Linked DNA regions of Homo sapiens: region 2 is linked to region 1. Evidence: chromatin loops called from intact Hi-C (ENCODE). Cell type or tissue: endothelial cell of umbilical vein. All regions are shown on one strand. Links, peaks and the distances in the headings refer to the core of each region. The heading gives the core; the rest is flanking DNA. Region 1 overlaps FLNB (filamin B). Region 2 holds the start of LOC124909385 (a long non-coding RNA gene).

Evidence for each region. Peaks named below come from ENCODE experiments on the same cell type or tissue, not always from the same donor. Only the 100,000 strongest peaks of a DNase experiment are listed, where the experiment ranks them.
Region 2: it touches region 1 in a loop (5-fold over the local background); 2 of 110 quality-filtered maps call a loop at or near these places.

What each region holds. Positions count from the first base shown.
Region 1 is chr3:58,080,579-58,088,907 of GRCh38, forward strand. It overlaps FLNB (filamin B), which reads left to right. Exons shown (of 46, transcript NM_001457.4): 4 at 1,051-1,198. Among named protein-coding and RNA genes, the nearest start is that of FLNB, 76 kb to the left of the region's middle. In endothelial cell of umbilical vein, for the core only: no CTCF peak of the experiment used is centred there; DNase peaks (open chromatin) are centred at 1,603, 3,223 and 3,833; H3K27ac peaks cover 6,314 bases.
Region 2 is chr3:57,971,408-57,979,736 of GRCh38, forward strand. All of the region lies in intron 2 of LOC105377104 (a long non-coding RNA gene), which reads left to right. It overlaps LOC124909385 (a long non-coding RNA gene), which reads right to left and starts at 3,625. Exons shown (of 2, transcript XR_007095928.1): 1 at 3,522-3,625; 2 at 1,031-1,285. RefSeq lists enhancers at 1,703-2,206, 2,207-2,708, 3,213-3,714, 3,419-3,955. In endothelial cell of umbilical vein, for the core only: no CTCF peak of the experiment used is centred there; DNase peaks (open chromatin) are centred at 1,104 and 3,544; H3K27ac peaks cover 4,153 bases.

The sequences.
Region 1 (8,329 bases), core at 115-8,114:
CCGCCTCCTAGGTACAAGCGATTCTCCTGTCTCAGCCTCCCGAGTAGCTGGGACTGCAGGTGTATGCCACCATGCCTGGCTAATTTTGTATTTTTAGTAGAAATGGGGTTTCACCATGTTGGCCAGGCTTGTCTTGAACTCCTGACCTCGTGATCCACCCACCTCGGCCTCCCAAAGTGCTGGGATTACAGGTGTGAGCTACTGCGTCTGGCCTTTTTTTTTTTTTTAAAGAGACAGCGTCTTACTCCTCTGTTACCCAGGCTGGAGTGCAGTGGCATGATCTCGGTTCACTGAAACCTCCACCTGCTGGGTTCAAGCCATCCTCCTGCCTCAGCCTCCCTAGTAGCTGGGATTACAGGTGTCTGCCACCACACTGGGCTAATTTTTGTATTTTTAGTAGAGACTGGGTTTTACCATGTTGGCCAGGCTTGTCTCGAACTCCTGACCTCAAGTGATTTCTCTTGTCTTGGCCTCCTAAAGTGATGGGATTACAGTCATGAGCTACCACGCCTGGCTTCCCTATTTTTTTAATGGCTCCTAATATATTGAGATCACATATCTAATATTTACATGTTATTTCTTTTTTATTTACCTTTTTTAATTAGTAGAGTTAATACAGATACAGACCATGAGTATACAAGCAAAGGAAAAAGCTGGTTAACCTGTGCACTTTTTTGTAACATGCTCTAATCCCATGTGTGCTTGTTTCTTCATTTTCCTGCCTTGCTATAGCTTATCCTTTTATCATTTTTGAAATTTTGACCAGAGGAGTAAATGGACTTTTGGGGAATGGGGAGGACAATGAACTTTTGGAAGTTACATGCAGAATTTTTTGGAGAGGGGCCCCTAGCTTTCAAAGGGGTCTGCAATTTCTCAAAAATGGTTAAAAACACTGATATTGGTGTGTTGGTTTAAAGTAATTTCACTTAATTGAGAAGCTGACTCAGTTTCTTAATATTTGTAGTGCTTGGTTTAAGAGGCATTTGCAAACACTTCAATAGTTGCAAAGTGATGTGTTCTGGGTGTTCATCCACCATGTCATTATCCTAGGTCATCACTCCTGAAGAAATCATTCACCCGGATGTGGACGAGCACTCAGTTATGACTTACCTGTCCCAGTTCCCCAAAGCCAAGCTCAAGCCGGGGGCTCCTCTCAAACCCAAACTCAACCCGAAGAAAGCCAGGGCCTATGGCAGAGGTGAGTGCTGGTCCTCTGGTGTTGTATTGGAGACATGTCCTCTGGTGTTGGAGATGATTTCATGGCTTCAAGAGTGATGTTCTTAGAATCAAAAATAGATAGGTGTAATCCTCAAAGAGACCCCAAGCCTCCTTTGTAACACATTTTATGACTGTTTTATTCTGCCTTGTTTTTCTAAGGCTTTAAGAAATGTTTCTGCTTAGATGGAAAGGGCAAGTTTGCTGCTTGGTGATTTTAGTGCAGTAGCCCATTGCTCCCATTTTTCAGAAGAGGAATCGCGGGGTAGGGAGTCGGGGGAGTTTGGTCTTGCCCCAGATCACCACAGTCAGTGATGGGGGTGGGCCATCTGGCTGCTGATTCATTTCTCCTTCTGTTACACTAAGCCTGCCTCAGATTTCCAGCCGGAGTGGGAGCTATTGTTAACCCCTGGCAGATACTTCCTTGCTAAGACATCCTGTTTATGACTGCGAGGCAGCTGCGGAACACCGTTTTGCTCAGAACATTATAGTGGGTAGAAGCCATTTCAAGGCATTTGGTGTTGTGATTGGCACCTGACTTCAAGCACACTAGCTTTGTGAAGAGAACAGTTACATGGCTGCAAAGTGTGGTTTCTGGTGAAGATCAACATGGCCAGATACAACTTAATGCCTTTTCTATGGGGGAGGGGAAGGAGTGCATTTTATTTCTCATTTTTCATAATTAAGAAAATATCGGCCGGGTGTGATGGTTCATGCCTATAATCTCAGCACTTTGAGAGGCCGAGGCGGGCAGATCACCTGAGGTCAGGAGTTGGAGACCAGCCTGGCCAACATGGTGAAACCCTGTCTCTACAAAAAATACAAAAATTAGCCAGGCATGGTGGCGGGTGCCTGTAATCCCAGCTATTCAGGAGGCTGAGGCAGGAGAATCGCTTGAACCCAGGAGGCAGAGGTTGCATCGAGCCGAGATCTTGCCACTGCACTCCAGCCTGGGTGACAGAGTGCGTGAGCCTCCGTCTCAAAAAAAAAAAACGAGAAAGAAAATGTTATCCCAGTGGGATAATAGTTATACACACAGTATTCTGTATATCTTCTCCCAGAATTGACAGTTGTTACCATTCTAGCTTAATAGTTTTCTCTTGCCCTTTGTGTGTGTTTGCATATGTGTTCATGTGTATGATTGCTGAATTATTTGAAAATAAGTTGCAAGCATGGTGACAGTTCTGTCCTCAGTACATCACTAAGCTTCTCCTAAGAATAGGATATCCTCTAGCATAACCACAGTATTCATTGCCACATGTAAGAAAATTAACAATAGTTTCATATAATCTAATATTCAGTTTGTTGTAGAATTTCTCTATTGTCCTAAGATTATCTTTTATAGTTGTTGCTGTTTTACAAACTAAGATCTGATTAAGGTTCACTTACTACATTTGTTTGTTATTTCTCTTTAGACTCTTTTCATGCTAAATAATTTCCCCAAACTTTTTTTTTTTTTTTTTTAAATGACACTGACTTTCTGAATAGTTAAGGGCATGTGTCTTGTAGGATGTTCCTTCCCTACAAATGTTCCCTTTGAATAAAGTATTTTCCTGCTTGGTATCAGCTTAGTCTTTTTTTTTTTTTTTTTTTTTGAGAGTCTTGCTCTGTCGCCCAGGCTGGAGTGCAGTGGCACGATCTCAGCTCACTGCAACCTCTGCCTCCTGGGTTCAAGCGATCCTCCTGCCTCAGCCTCCCGAGTAGCTGGGATTACAGGCATCCACCACCATGCCTGGCTAATTTTTGTATTTTTAGTAGAGATGGGGTTTCACCATGTTGGCCAGGCTGGTCTCCAACTCCTGGCCTCAGGTGATCTGCCCGGCTCGGCCTCCCAATCCGCTTATTCTTAAGACGACACATGGCTAGGGCAGTGATGCTGACCACGTGCTGTTCTCACCTCAGTGGTCGAGTCTTCTCATCTGACTTTTTGGGCATGATTTAGACCGGCAGATAGTTCTGGAACAAACCCCTTACCATTTGAGGTTCCGTTTGCAGTGGGTTGTGAGGTGTGTGAGACATCACTTGTGTTATGTAGGGACTAGGGACTTCAAAGCCCTCCTCCCATTCACAGTCACTTGAAGGCTGGCATGTCCTCACTTTCTTTAAAAGTGCTTTCTTTGGCCGGGCTTGGTGGCTCACACCTGTAATCCTAGCACTTTGGAGGCTGAGGCAGGCAGATCACAAGGTCAGAAGATTGAGACCATCCTGGCTAACAAGGTGAAACCCCATCTCTACTAAAAATACAAAAATTAGCTTGGCGTGGTGGTACAAGCCTGTAGTCCCAGCTACTCGGGAGGCTGAGGCAGGAGAATTGCTTGAACCTGGGAGGCGGAGGTTGCAGTGAGCCGAGATCGCGCCACTGCACTCCAGCCTGGGTGACAGAACGAGACTCTGTCTCAAAAAAAAAAAAAAAAAAGTGCTTTCTTTAAGGCATACCACAGGTGGTGGCTGGAATGAGGAATCTCTGACTTTAAAGGTTATGCTTCCTTAATGACAAAACAGTTGCAAACAACCAATTAAATCCTTTGTCAACCAGATTGGTCAAATGGACTGAATCTAATCAAGGCATAGTGTATGTTTGTAATAACCTTATCACTGGCCATCCGGCTTCCCTGTTGTTAATGTGAGACGGTTTCCTTTCACGGTGCTATTTTCTAGAAAATGATCACTTGTTATGGTTCAGGAATGTGGCTGGTCATTGCCATTTCCTTCATCTGCCTCTTAGCAAGTGTGGTGCACTTGTAGAGGAAACACACCCTTTTAAAAAAAAATTTTTTTTTATATGTGTGCTTTTTGCATTTTTTTAATTGTGGGAAAATATCCATAACATAAAATTCACTATTTTAACCATTTTTAAGTGTGGCATTAAGTGTATTCACGTTGTTGTGCAACCGCCACTGCTATCCATCTCCAGAACTTTTTCAACTTCCCAAACTGAAACTCCATACTCATTAAACAATAGCGCCCCATTCTCCCCTCTCCTCTGCTCCTGGTAACCTTTATTCTACTCCCTGTCTCTATGAATTTGCTTATTCTAGGGACCTCCTAGAAGTGAAATCATATGCTGTCTGTTAGGTACCTCCTAGAAGTGGAATCATACGCTGTCTGTTAGGTACCTCCTAGAAGTAGAATCATATGCTGTCTTTTTTTCTCTGGCTTACTTCATTTGTCATATGTTTTCAGGGTTCACCATGTTGTAGCATGTGTTAGAATTTCATTCCTTTTTAAGGCTGAATAATATTCCTTTGTACGTGTATATCACATTTTGCTTATACATTCGTCTGCTGATAGACATTTGGGTTGTTACATTCTTTTGGCTATTGTGAATAATGCTGCTATGAAAACATGGGTGTACAAGTGCTGTTTGAGACCCTGCTTTCAATTCTTTTAGGGATATACCCAGAAGTGGAATTGGTGGATCATATGGTAATTCTATATGCAGCTTATTTTTCAGGAGGAAGTGGCCTCACTCTGCTTTTTAAAGTAGGAGACAAAATGGTCATATTAGGTGACAGGGTCACAAGGCCACATGGGTGGGGCTGTGAGATATGTCCCTGTCATGTGGTTAGATGAAAGCCGGGGTCAGTTTTGGTCTTCTCTGTGTGACCACATTGCTTCATTTCTGCCACCTGAGCCCAGGAAGAGAGACCGTTTCATCTTCTAGTTTCTAAAAGATTTGAAAGTGTTGTTTTATTTTTTATTTCCTGATTGTTTAATAGATGCCAGTTGCCAGCCAGTTAGCATTTGTTGATCCATTCACTGAGTCCCACCTTGCTTAGTTCTAGTGGGTTGAAAGGAGAGAGGGCTGGGGTGAGGTGGACCTCCAGCCACAAACAGATCTTTGTGGTGGGCTTCCTTGCAGGGTTAGCTATGTGAAAAGCATTCGTCCATGAGCTAATCAGAAATCTTTGTAAAAATCTAGTTCTCTATGAAGCATTTACTGTAGAGCAATCCTTAAGCACCCTTCTATCTGAGTAATCAGAGGGGTACCAGTTGTCTCCTTTCATGGTAAGCAAAGCTCCGCAGAAGTTTACAGAGTTGGGGTGTGGTTCAACTTTCTAACCAGCCATGGTTAGCCACGGGTGACCAACCCAAGCCCAGACCTTTGACAAGCTGCAGAGTACGTTGTTTCTTAGGCTGCTGGAGTCACACGAAGTGGAACTTTTAGTATTTTAGGTGCATGTTTATTTACTTACTTATTTTTGTTGTTGTCGTTTTCAGATAGAGTCTCACTCTCTCTCTCTGTGTGTGGAGTGTCGTGATGCCATCACGGCTAACTGCAGCCTTGACCTTCTGGGCTCAAGTGATTCTCCCTCCTCAGCTTCCCTAGTAGTTCGGACCACAGGTGTGCACCACCATGTCCAGCTTTTTTTTTTTTTAATATTTTAGTTTGAGACCAGCCTGGCCATGTTGCCCAGGCTGGTCTCAAAATCCTGAGCTCAAGCAATCCCCCTGCCTTGGCCCCCTCAAAGTGCTGGGATTACAGGCATGAGCCACCATGCTTGGCTATTAGGTGTATGTTTAAATCCATTTGCTTATATCAGTTACATAACCTGAGTGTTATGTAAATCTTAAGCAAAAGAAAAATATATGAAATAAAAATTGAAACTCACTTCCCAACTGCCAATCTCATTCCTGCCTTCAAAGTTTCAGGTATTTATTTCTAGCCTTTTTTCTATGCTGAGTTAAACTGTGTATCTTCTTTGCTTTGCATTTCTTACTGAGCAGTGTGGGAAGGCTACCTTTTAAAATTTATTTGTAGTTCTTTATAATTTTTACCTTTCTTTTTAGGCAGAAAGATTATCTTATTATATAACAGTCTACGGCCATTTTTTCTTAAACTAAATTATTGGGAAATGAATAGAAATCCAGAGTATAGTAACAAATGACCTAGTGTCTTTAACAGATTGGTAGCTAGGAAAAGGAAGTGGTGGAGAGACAGCCGGAGATTAAATGAGACTTAAGAGACTTAGCAACCATTTGTAATATGTGACCTTATTTGGATCCTATTCAAACTAATGGTTAAAAAAATTCATGATAGCTGGGCATGGTGGCTCACGCCTGTAATCCCAGTACTTTGGGAGGCTGAGGTGGGTGGATCACGAGGTCAGGAGATCGAGACCATCCTGGCCAACGTGGTGAAACCCCCTTTACCAAAAATACAAAAATTAGCTGGGCATGGCGGCATGTGCCTGTAGTCCCAGCTACTTGGGAGGCTGAGGCAGGAAAATCGCTTGAACCTGGGAGGTGGAGGTTGCAGTGAACCGAGATGGCGCCACTGCACTCCAGGCTGGCGACAGAGCTAGACTCTGTCTCAAACAAACAAACAAACAAATAAAAATTCATGATAAAGCAGCAGCTCAAGGTGCTGTAAGAAATTCATGATATTTATAAGATAATTGAAAATTTGAACACTGAATATTTGACATTAAGGAATTATTTTTTTTTATATGGTATCGATATTGTGGGTACTTTGCAAGTATCTTTTAAGGATACATAGTGATTGTGGATAAAAAATCTGAGGTCTAGGATTTGTGTCAAAATAATACAGGAAGGGGAGGTGGCGGGAGTGAAGGTGAAACAAGACCAGCTGTGAGTTGATAGTTGTTGAAGCTGGGTACAGGAGGTCCACTGTGCAGTGCTCTCTACATCTGTGTTTGTAATTCTTTTTTTTTTTTGAGACGGAGTCTCACTCTGTCGCCCAGGCTGGAGTGCAGTGGCATGATCTCGGCCCACTGCAACCTCTGCTGCCCGGGTTCAAGCGTTCTCCTGCCTCAGCCTGCCAAGTAGCTGGGATTACAGGCGCCCACCACCACACCCGGCTAATTTTGTAGTTTTAGTAGAGATGGGGTTTCACCATCTTGGCCAGGCTGGTCTTGAACTCCTGACCTCGTGATCCACCTGCCTCGGCCTCCCGAAGTGTTGGGATTACAGGTGTGAGCCACTGCGCCCAGCCTTTTTTTTGAGACAGAGTTTCGCTCTTGTTGCCCAGGCTGGAGTGCAATGGCACGATCTCGGCTCACTGCAACCTCTGCCTCCTGGATTCAAGTAATTCTCCTGCCTCAGCCTCCCAAGTAGCTGGGATTACAGGCATGCACCACCACACCCCGCCAATTTTGTATTTTTAGTAGAGACAAGGTTACACCATGTTGGTCAGGCTGGTCTTGAACTGCTGACCTTGGGTGATCTGCCCACCTTGGCCTCGAAAGTGCTGAGATTACAGGTGTGAACCACGGCGCCCAGCCTTTTTTTTTTTTTTTTTTTTTTGCTGAAGTTTCACTTCTGTTTCACAGGTTGGAGTGCAATGGTATGATCTTGGCTCGCTGCAACCCCCGCCTCTGCCTCCTGGGTTCAAGGGATTCTCCTGCCTCAGCCTCCCGAGTAGCTGAGATTATAGGCATCTACCATCACACCTGGCTAATTTTTGTATTTTTAGTAGAGACGGAGTTTCACCATGTTGGCCAGGCTGGTCTCGAACTCCTGACCTCAGGTAATCCACCTGCCTTGGCCTCCCAAATTGCTGGAATTACAGGTGTGAGCCACTGTGTCCAGCCTAGTTTGGAATTCTTCATAATAAAAAGCTTTTTAAAAAGGTAATATTTGGACTTCTGCTCCTGGGAAGATGGAATAGGACTTTTCCTAATTCTTTCTTCTAACTACAACTAAAACCCCTGGGCTATACATAAGGAAAACACAGGGAGCCTCTGAAAAAGGATGAGGCAGACCAACCAGGGATCTTGGGACTCGAGGAATGACACAGTACTGAGTTCCTTGGGTTTACTTTGCTTTATATATCCCAGACTTGGAGCCAAAGAAAGAAGCTGACAACCTGAAAATGCCAGTGGGCACAAACACAGAAAGTGCCAACAAAAGCTCCCCTGTCCAGCCAGAAGACCAGGAAAGGGCAGCCCAGTGAGGCAGAAAACTTAAAGAGTCACTGCTCTACTCCAGGTCCACACCATAGAAAAAACTATGCAGCCCCACACTTACACCCGCAGAGGTGAATGGGGAGCCTAGGCTTTGACAACAGTCTAGCAATAAGGAAGCCACTCTCCGGGGCCATGGAGGAGCAGTAATGAGGCACTCCTACTTCCTCCAGCCAGAACTCCCACCT
Region 2 (8,329 bases), core at 103-8,102, 110 kb before region 1:
TCTCACTTTATAAATTATCCCAACAGGCATGGTGGCTCACGCCTATAATCCCAGCACTTTGGGAGGCTGAGGACCACTTGAGGACAGGAGTTCGAGACCAGCCTGGCCAACATGGTGAAATCCTGTCTCTACTAAAAACACAAAAATCAGCCAGGCGTGGTGGCACACAACTGTAATCCCTGCTATTCAGGGAGCTGAGGCAGGAGAATCACTTGAACCTGGGAGGCAGAGGTTGGAGTGAGCTGAGATCATGCCACTGCGCTCCAGCCTGGGTGACAGAGCAACACTCTGTCTCAAAAATAAATAAAAATAAAAAATAAATTATCTCAACAAACCCAAGACACCATCCTTACCCTATAGGTGGAGCAACTGAGGCTCAGGAATGCTGGGTAAGGTGCTCGAGATCACACCGGTGCAGCCAGGATTTGAACTCAGGTCTCTGACTCAAGGGCCCACACGTGTGGCCATTTACTATTATATATGGCACTTAAGGAACAGCTCTGAGCTCAATACATAGATCCTCATAAAACAATAAGACCCTGAGGCAGTGGCCCACGAGACACTGACTGTGCCATGTCAGTTGTGTTGTAGGTGTTCAGAGGAGAGAGTAAAGCTGGAACGACCCAGGGAGGACATGGTCTGGCCTTGGACCTTGAAGAGGAGGTGAGACTTGGATTAGTGCATTGGGAGGGGTGTGGTTTCAGGTGGGGACAAAGGTGTGGAAGTAGGGCTGGGTGGGGCCCCACTTAGAGGCGGTGTCTGGGGTAAAGTCAGGGGCAGGGAGGGCGGCTGGCCAGCTTCCAAGTGGAATTGAGGCATAAAGCAGGGCTGAGGCCCAGGCCAGGAGCCGAGCACCTCCTTTTCCTGTTAGCCTCATTTCCCTTCCTCAGGGACCCACAGAATAAGCTCTTAACTAGAAGCTATTGTCCCTGCCCCCTCAAAATCCCAGTTTGGAGGCCCAAATGTCAAAGGGGAGCGATGGCTCTCTGGGCCAGTGGCGTGGGGGTAAAATAATTTACCAAGACAGTTGTAGGCAGAAAAAGGCTGATTTATTGGAGAAAGTAGAAAAATAGGTTGCAAGGAGACAGGGCAGCCTGCATGAGAGATGCCGACTGCAAAGAAACAAAGGCTGGCTGGAGATTTTATAGGACGGTGCTGACACTGTGTGCTGAAGAGGGCTGTGCGCAGCACCACGACGCCAAGCTTGCAGTGAGCTCACCTGCAGGTGTCTGGTGGTAGCTGGGCACAGGAAGATGGTGAGTTACTTGCGCAGGAGGGCTGTGTCCTGGACCACAAAGAAAGGCAGACTTGTAACTCATCTGCTTCTGCTTTTGCTTTCCCTGGTCCCACCAGCCTGACTCCCTTTCCCTCATCAGGACTCCTCCACACCAAGGAAATAACAGGTCCCCCTGCTCAGATTCAGCCTCGAGCCAGCAACAAGGGGAGTCGGAGGAGGCCTTTAGCCTATTTTATTGGTTTATTTTCTTCTCACAGCAAATATGCCCAGCCTGTGGCAGGCATCCAGGCACACCCAGTACATGTTCCTGTCCTTCCTCCCCTTGCAGGTATGGAGTGGGACCCAGTCCCGACACAGACTCACTGTCCCTCTAAAACCACATCCACCCCCACCTCAGAAACGGAAGTTTCACTGAAGGTTTCTTAGGAATTTAAAAGGCAAGGTTCCTTCCCAGTTTAGCAAGACTTTCTGAAAAGCTCACCTCCCATCCCAGGGACTTTTTTCCCTAGGGCCCCAGCTTCAGCCCTCCTCCCAAATCACAGCCTCCTCTTTGCCTCTCCAGATGAATCCCAGTCTGTGGCCCACAGCCCTCACATTCTTAAACTAAGTGCCATTAGCAGGATCTGCCTGGTGCAGAATGAAAATGTGAGGCCCTTTTTCAGAAATTACGAAGAATTTCAGCTGGGCATGGTGGCTCACACCTGTAATCCCAGCATTTTAGGAGGCCGAAACAGGAGGATTGCTTGAGACCAGGAGTTAGAGATCAGCCTGAGCAATAGAGTGAGACCTCATCTCTACAAATAATAAAAATATTAGGCTGGGCTCGGTGGCTCACACCTACAATCCCAGCATTTTAGGAGGCTGAGACAGGCGGATTGCCTGCGGTCAGGAGTTCAAGACCAGCCTGGCTAACATGATGAAACTCCGTCTCTACTAAAAATACAAAGATTAGCTGGGCGTGGTGGTGAGTGCCTGTAATCCCAGCTATTCGGGAGGGTGAGGCAGGAGAATCGCTTGAACTTGGGAGGCAGAGGTTGCAGTGAGCCGAGATCATTCCACTGCACTCCAGCCTGGGCGACAGAGTAAGACTCTGTCTCAAACAAACAAAGAAACAAACAAACAAACAAATTAGCCGGGCCTGGTGGTGCTGCTGGTGGTCCCAGCTCCTTGGGATGCAGGGGGTGGGAGGATTGCTTGAGCCTGGGCTGTCAATGCTGCAGTGAGCTGTGATCGCACCACTGCACTCCAGCCAGGGCAATAGAGCGAGACCTTGTCTCAAAAAAAAATTTTTTTAAAGAATTTCGGCGACAGCTGAGCATGGGTCATAAGCCCTAAAGCTGTCCTTGCCCTTAGCACATAGAATGTCAAGTTTTCAAGAATTTTAAAGCTAAGGTCTGAGATCCCATCCCCTCCCCCCACTCCACTCCCAAAAAAGCGTATTTTGAGAAGGGCTGCTCTGGACTACACTCACCCCACACTCACCCCTTCGCTTCTCATCTTGCCCTTAGGCCCTCAGTAGAAGGTTTGAGGTCTCATAGTTGAAGTGATTGTACTTTTCGCAAAGTACTTTCAGCTGTTCTTTATGAGAGAGAAGTTATCATCCCATTTTACAGCTGGGCAAACTGAGATTTAGAAACTCCCAGGTGTGGTGGCTCATGCCTGTAATCCCAGTGCTTTGGGAAGCCGAGGCAGGAGAATCACTACAGCCCAGGAGTTCAAGGCTGCAGGAGCTATGATTGCACCACTGCACTCCAGCCTGGACAACAGAGCAAGACCTTGTCTCTATTTTAAAAAGGAAAAGAAAAGAAATTCCCGGCCGGGCGTGGTGGCTCACACCTGTAATCCCAGCACTTTGGGAGGCTGAGGCGGGTGGATCAACGAAGTCAGGAGTTCAAGACCAGCCTGGCTAACATGGTGAAACCCTGTCTCTACTAAAAAATACAAAAATTAGCCAGGCATGGTGGCAGGCGCCTGTAATCCCAGCTACTCAGGAGGCTGAGACGGGAGAATATGCTTGAACCTGGAAGGCAGAGGTTGCAGTGAGCCGAGATCACGCCACTCCACTCCAGCCTGGGCGACAGAGCGAGACTCCGGGTCAATAAAAAAAAAAAAGAAAAAAAGAGATTCCCTCCCTGAGCTGACACCTTGCTGGCTAGTAGCATAGGTGGTACCAGCTCTGGCCTCCAGACATCCTCAGCCCTCAGCCATTTCCACTACAGAAAGCACCCAGACATCATCCAAAGCCAACACTCAGATGATGCAAAAGTCAATGCAGATAACTCACAGGAAGGAAGGTCATCCTGAGGTCTGATGAGTCAGGGAAGGACAGAGACATTCCTCACATTTTCACCAGCAGTTCTGCTGATAGAGGTCTCATGTGGGTCTGGTGTTCCTCTAGGATTGGGTGGAGCCGTTTAAACATGAGAAACGGCTGTTACAATAAATACAATAAAAGATGGTCATGCTGATTTAGCAGTAAGTGAGTGGAGCCAGAAAACCAAATTGGGGGTGAGGGTGAGGAAGAGGAATGGGGCTTTGCAGTCGAATCCAGCAGCAAATAGGCCCATGCCTGGAAGGAAGTTAGTCTGAGGCCACAACAAATCAGGCAGGGAGGTACATTGCTGGTAGCTACACATATTGGTGTCATCTTCCTAGAGGACATGTGGGTAGTTTATAAGAGAAACCATTAAGGGGTCATAAAGGTAAGGCTGGGTCGGGCGTGGTGGCTCACGCCTATAATCCCAGCACTTTGGGAGGTCGAGATGGGAGGATCGCTTGAGCCCAGGAGTTTGAGACCAGCCTGGGCAAAATGGCGAGACTGTCTCTACCAAAATGAAAACATGCCTGTAGTCCCAGCTACTCGGGAGGCTGAGGTGGGAGGTCAAGGCTGCAGTGAGCTGTGTTCATGCCACTGCACATCAGCCTGGGTGACAGAGCAAAACTCTGTCTCAAAAAAAAAAAAAAAAAAAAAAGCTATTAGCCAGGCCTATTTATGAGAAAATTAGATCCAGCAGATGAACCCAGTGTAGGGAACATTCTATAGGATACCAGGCCAATTCTCAATACTATCAAAGTCATGAAACAAGGAGAGGGCTGGTGTGGTGGCTCATGCCTGGAATCCCAACACTTTGGGAGGCCAAGGCAAGAGGATCACTTGAAATCAGGAATTGAAGTCCCACCTGGGCAACAAAGCAAGATTCTGTTTCAGAAAAAAAAAATTGCTGGGCATGATGATGGGCACCTGTAATCCTAGCTACTTCGGAGGCTGAATTGGGAGGATCGCTCAAGCCCAGAAGTTTGAGCTGCAGTGAGCTATGATCGTCCCACTGCATTCTAGCCTGGACAAAAGAGTTAGACCCTGTCTCAAAAAACATTTTTGTTTTTTTGTTTTGTTTTGTTTTGTTTTTGAGATGGAGTTTCACTCTTGTCACCCAGGCTGGAGTGCAATGGCACGATCTTGGCTCACTGCAACCTCCACCTCCTGGGTTCAAGCGATTCTCCTGCCTCAGCCTCTTGAGTAGATGGGATTACAGGTGCGCGCCATCATGCCCAGCTAATTTTTTTTTTTTTTTTAGATGGAGCCTCACTCTGTCATCCAGGCTGGAGTGCAGTGGCGAGATCTCAGCTCACTGCAACCTCCACCTCCCAGGTTCAAGTGATTCTCCTGCCTCACCCTCCTGAGTAGCTGGGACTACAGGTGCACAACACCACACCCCGCTAATTTTTGTATTTTTAGTAGAGATAGGGTTTTGCCATGTTGGTCAGGCTGGCTGACCTCATGACCCACCCGCCTCAGCCTCCCAAAGTGCTGGGATTACAGGTGTGAGCCACCATGCCCAGCCTAATTTTTTTTTTTTTTTTTCATTTTAGTAGAGACAGGGTTTCACCATGTTGGCCAGGCTGGTCTCAAACTCCTGACCTCAGGTGATCCACCCACCTCGACCTCCCAAAGTGCTGGGATTACAGGCATAAGCCACCACACCCGGCCAAAATTTTTTTTTTGAGCTGGAGTCTTGCTCTGTTGCCCAGGCCAATGGCACAGTCTAGGTTCACTGAGGCAGGGTTCAAGCAATACTCTTGCCTCAGCCTCCCGAGTAGCTGGGACTACAGGTGCCCACCACCATGCCTGGCTAATTTTTGTATTTTTAGTAGAGACAGGGTTTCACCACGTTGGCCAGGCTGGTCTCAAACTCCTGACCTTGTGATCTGCCCACCTTGGCTTCCCAAAGTGCTGGGATTACAGGTGTTAGTTACCACACCTGGGCAAAATTTTGTTTTAAAAAAGAAAAACAATGAGAAATTGCCAAAGAGTGGAGGGGAGACATGACATCAAATGCCACGTGGTTCCCTGCATGGAATATTTTCGTTTTTTAGAGATGGAGTCTTGCTATGTTGCCCAGGCTGGAGTGCAGTGGCTATTGACAGACACGATCATAGTGCACTGCAGCCTCAATGTCCTGGGCTCAAGCAGTCCTCCTGCCTGAGCCTCCCAAGTAGCTGGGATTACAGGTGTGAGACACCAGACCTGGCAGAAATAACAGCACAGAGATGAAGCGTCCCTTTCATCACATCCTGAGAGGGAGTCTGCCACATCACAGGGTACCACTGGCGAGGCTCACCTTATCACATGGTTAAGGAGGTGTCCCTTGGGCTTCTCTGCTGGAAAGCCACTATTTTTCACTTTCCATACTCTATTCTTCGGAAGCGAGTCAATAAGTCTAGCCTACCCTCAAGTAAGGAAGGACAGGAATTAGGCTTCACCTCCAGGAGGAAATCTTGATTTTTAAAATGTTAATTACCTTTAAAAAAGAAAACCTGGCCAGGCACAGTGGCTCATGCCTGTAATCCTAGCACTTTGGGAGGCAGAGGCGGACGGATCACGAGGTCAAGAGATGGAGACCATTCTGGCCAACATGGTGAAACCCTGTCTCTACTAAAAATACAAAAATTAGCTGGGTGTGCTGGCACGCACCTGTAATCCCAGCTACTTGGGAAGCTGAGGCAGGAGAATTGCTTGAACCTGGGAGGCAGAGGTTGCAGTGAGCCGAGATCATGCTTGGTGACAGAGTGAGACTCCGTCTCAAAAAAAAAAAAAAAAAAAAAGAAAAGGAAAAAAAAGAAAACCTATCCTAGTGGTAAAATGCAAAAGATACCAAGGCATACATGGTGTTAAGTCCTCCTATCTCTGTCCCCAAAAGTAACAATGTTACCATTTTCTTGTGAATCATTCCAGAGGTATTTTATGCACAGACAGGCAAATATGTGTACCTTGCTCCACCTTTTTACACAAGGGCGGTACCCTGGCCATGCTGTTCTGCACCCAACCACGGGGCTGCTTGAATTATGAGATTCTGTAAGCACCTCGGTTTCAGATGTCTGACTCTGAGGGGATGGGTCAGTAAATGACATTCTGTATAGCAAGGGCCTGGCCACAGCTAGGAGCAGTGACACAGATAAGTAGCTTCTGGTCTCATGAAAAAGTAAGATGTCAAATGACAATAAAATCGAGTGCAGAGTACATAATCATTTCAATTAGGTGGAAGTTATCTTTCAGGAGAGGCTGCAGGAAACTGTAAATCACTGAGATAAAGTGGAAGGCCTGTGAGTAGCATGTTTTGTTACATGTAAAAGAAAAACTAAAAGATGAGACTGTGAGCTTTTGGGAATGCAGTTTCCAGGATCCTGAAGCCAACCACATATAGGTGGCAAAGACCCCGTCGCCCTTTCCTGGTCAGGGAGGGAAGGGCCGTTTGACTTTCTAGAATTGTCTCCCTGGATTGAGGGTGTTTGCAGTTAATTGTTTTGTGGAAATAAGAGCAGAGCAAACACCCCACCCAGGGCAGGGACAGGATGTAGATTCCTCAGGCCTGAACTGTCAGGCTCGAGGCCACACACTTGTGGATGCCCCACACCCTGGTGCTACTCACAGCCTGCAGGATGAACGCTGTCCCTCAGCCTGGTACCTGTCTGTCCGTCCGTCCATCCATCCATCCATCCATCCATCCATCCATCCATCCATCCACTAGCTTATTTCCTTTATTCACTCAGCGTTTATTGTGTGCCTGAGCTTGTGGCAGGTGCAGGGATATGGCTGTGGTTGAGATGGATACAGATCCTCTGCATGGAGTGGAAGGTCTGGTACAGAACTAACCAGGTGTGGGGCATGCATCTGTGCTCCAGCAATGCCCTGAGATCTCCATGTACTTCCCCACCCTGGGGAGCAGGGCAGCTTTGTGGAGGAGGCAAAGACCAAGCTAAGCAGGAGTGAGCTAGGCTTGGGGGGCTCAGGGGAAAAAAGGGGACACTCCAGGTGAATGGGGACAAGAAAAGGCTCACAGACCAGTACCAGCATCCATTCACCAAGTCTTTGCCTCAGCTGCACCCTGTGCCTGGTGCCTGGCAGTCACGATTTCATTTCATCTCCATAGTAGCCTTTTGAGCAAGATAATTATCATGCCCTTTAAAAAAAAAAAGTATTTTTTTTTCGAGATGGAGTCTCACTCTGTCGCCTAGACTGGAGTGCAGTGGCATGATCTTGGCTCACTGCAACCCCTGCCTCCCAGGTTCAAGCGATTCTCATGCCTCAGCCTCCCAAGTAGCTGGGATTACAGGTATGCACCACCACGCCTGGCTAATTTTTGTATTTTTAGTAGAGACGGTTTCACCTTGTTGGCAAGGCTGGTCTCAAACTCCTGACCTCGTGATCCGCCCGCCTCGGCCTCCCAAAGTGCTGAGATTATAGGCATGAGCCACTGTGCCTGGCCTATCATGCCTTTTCTAAAGATAGGATGCAGGCTGGGTATGGTGGCTCATGCCTATAATCCCAGCACTTTGGGAGGCTGAGATGGGAAGATCACTTGAGCCCAGGGGTTCTGACCAGTCTAGGCAACAGAGTGAGACCCCATCTCTATTTTTTTTTTTTTTTTTTTTTGAGACGGAGTCTTACTCTGTAGCCCAGGCTGGAGTACAGTCGTGCGATCTCAGTTCACTGCAACCTCCGCCTCCCGGGTTTGAGCGATTCTCCTGCCTCAGCCTCCCAAGTAGCTGGGACTACAGGCGCCCGCCACCATGCCTGGCTAATTTTTGTATTTT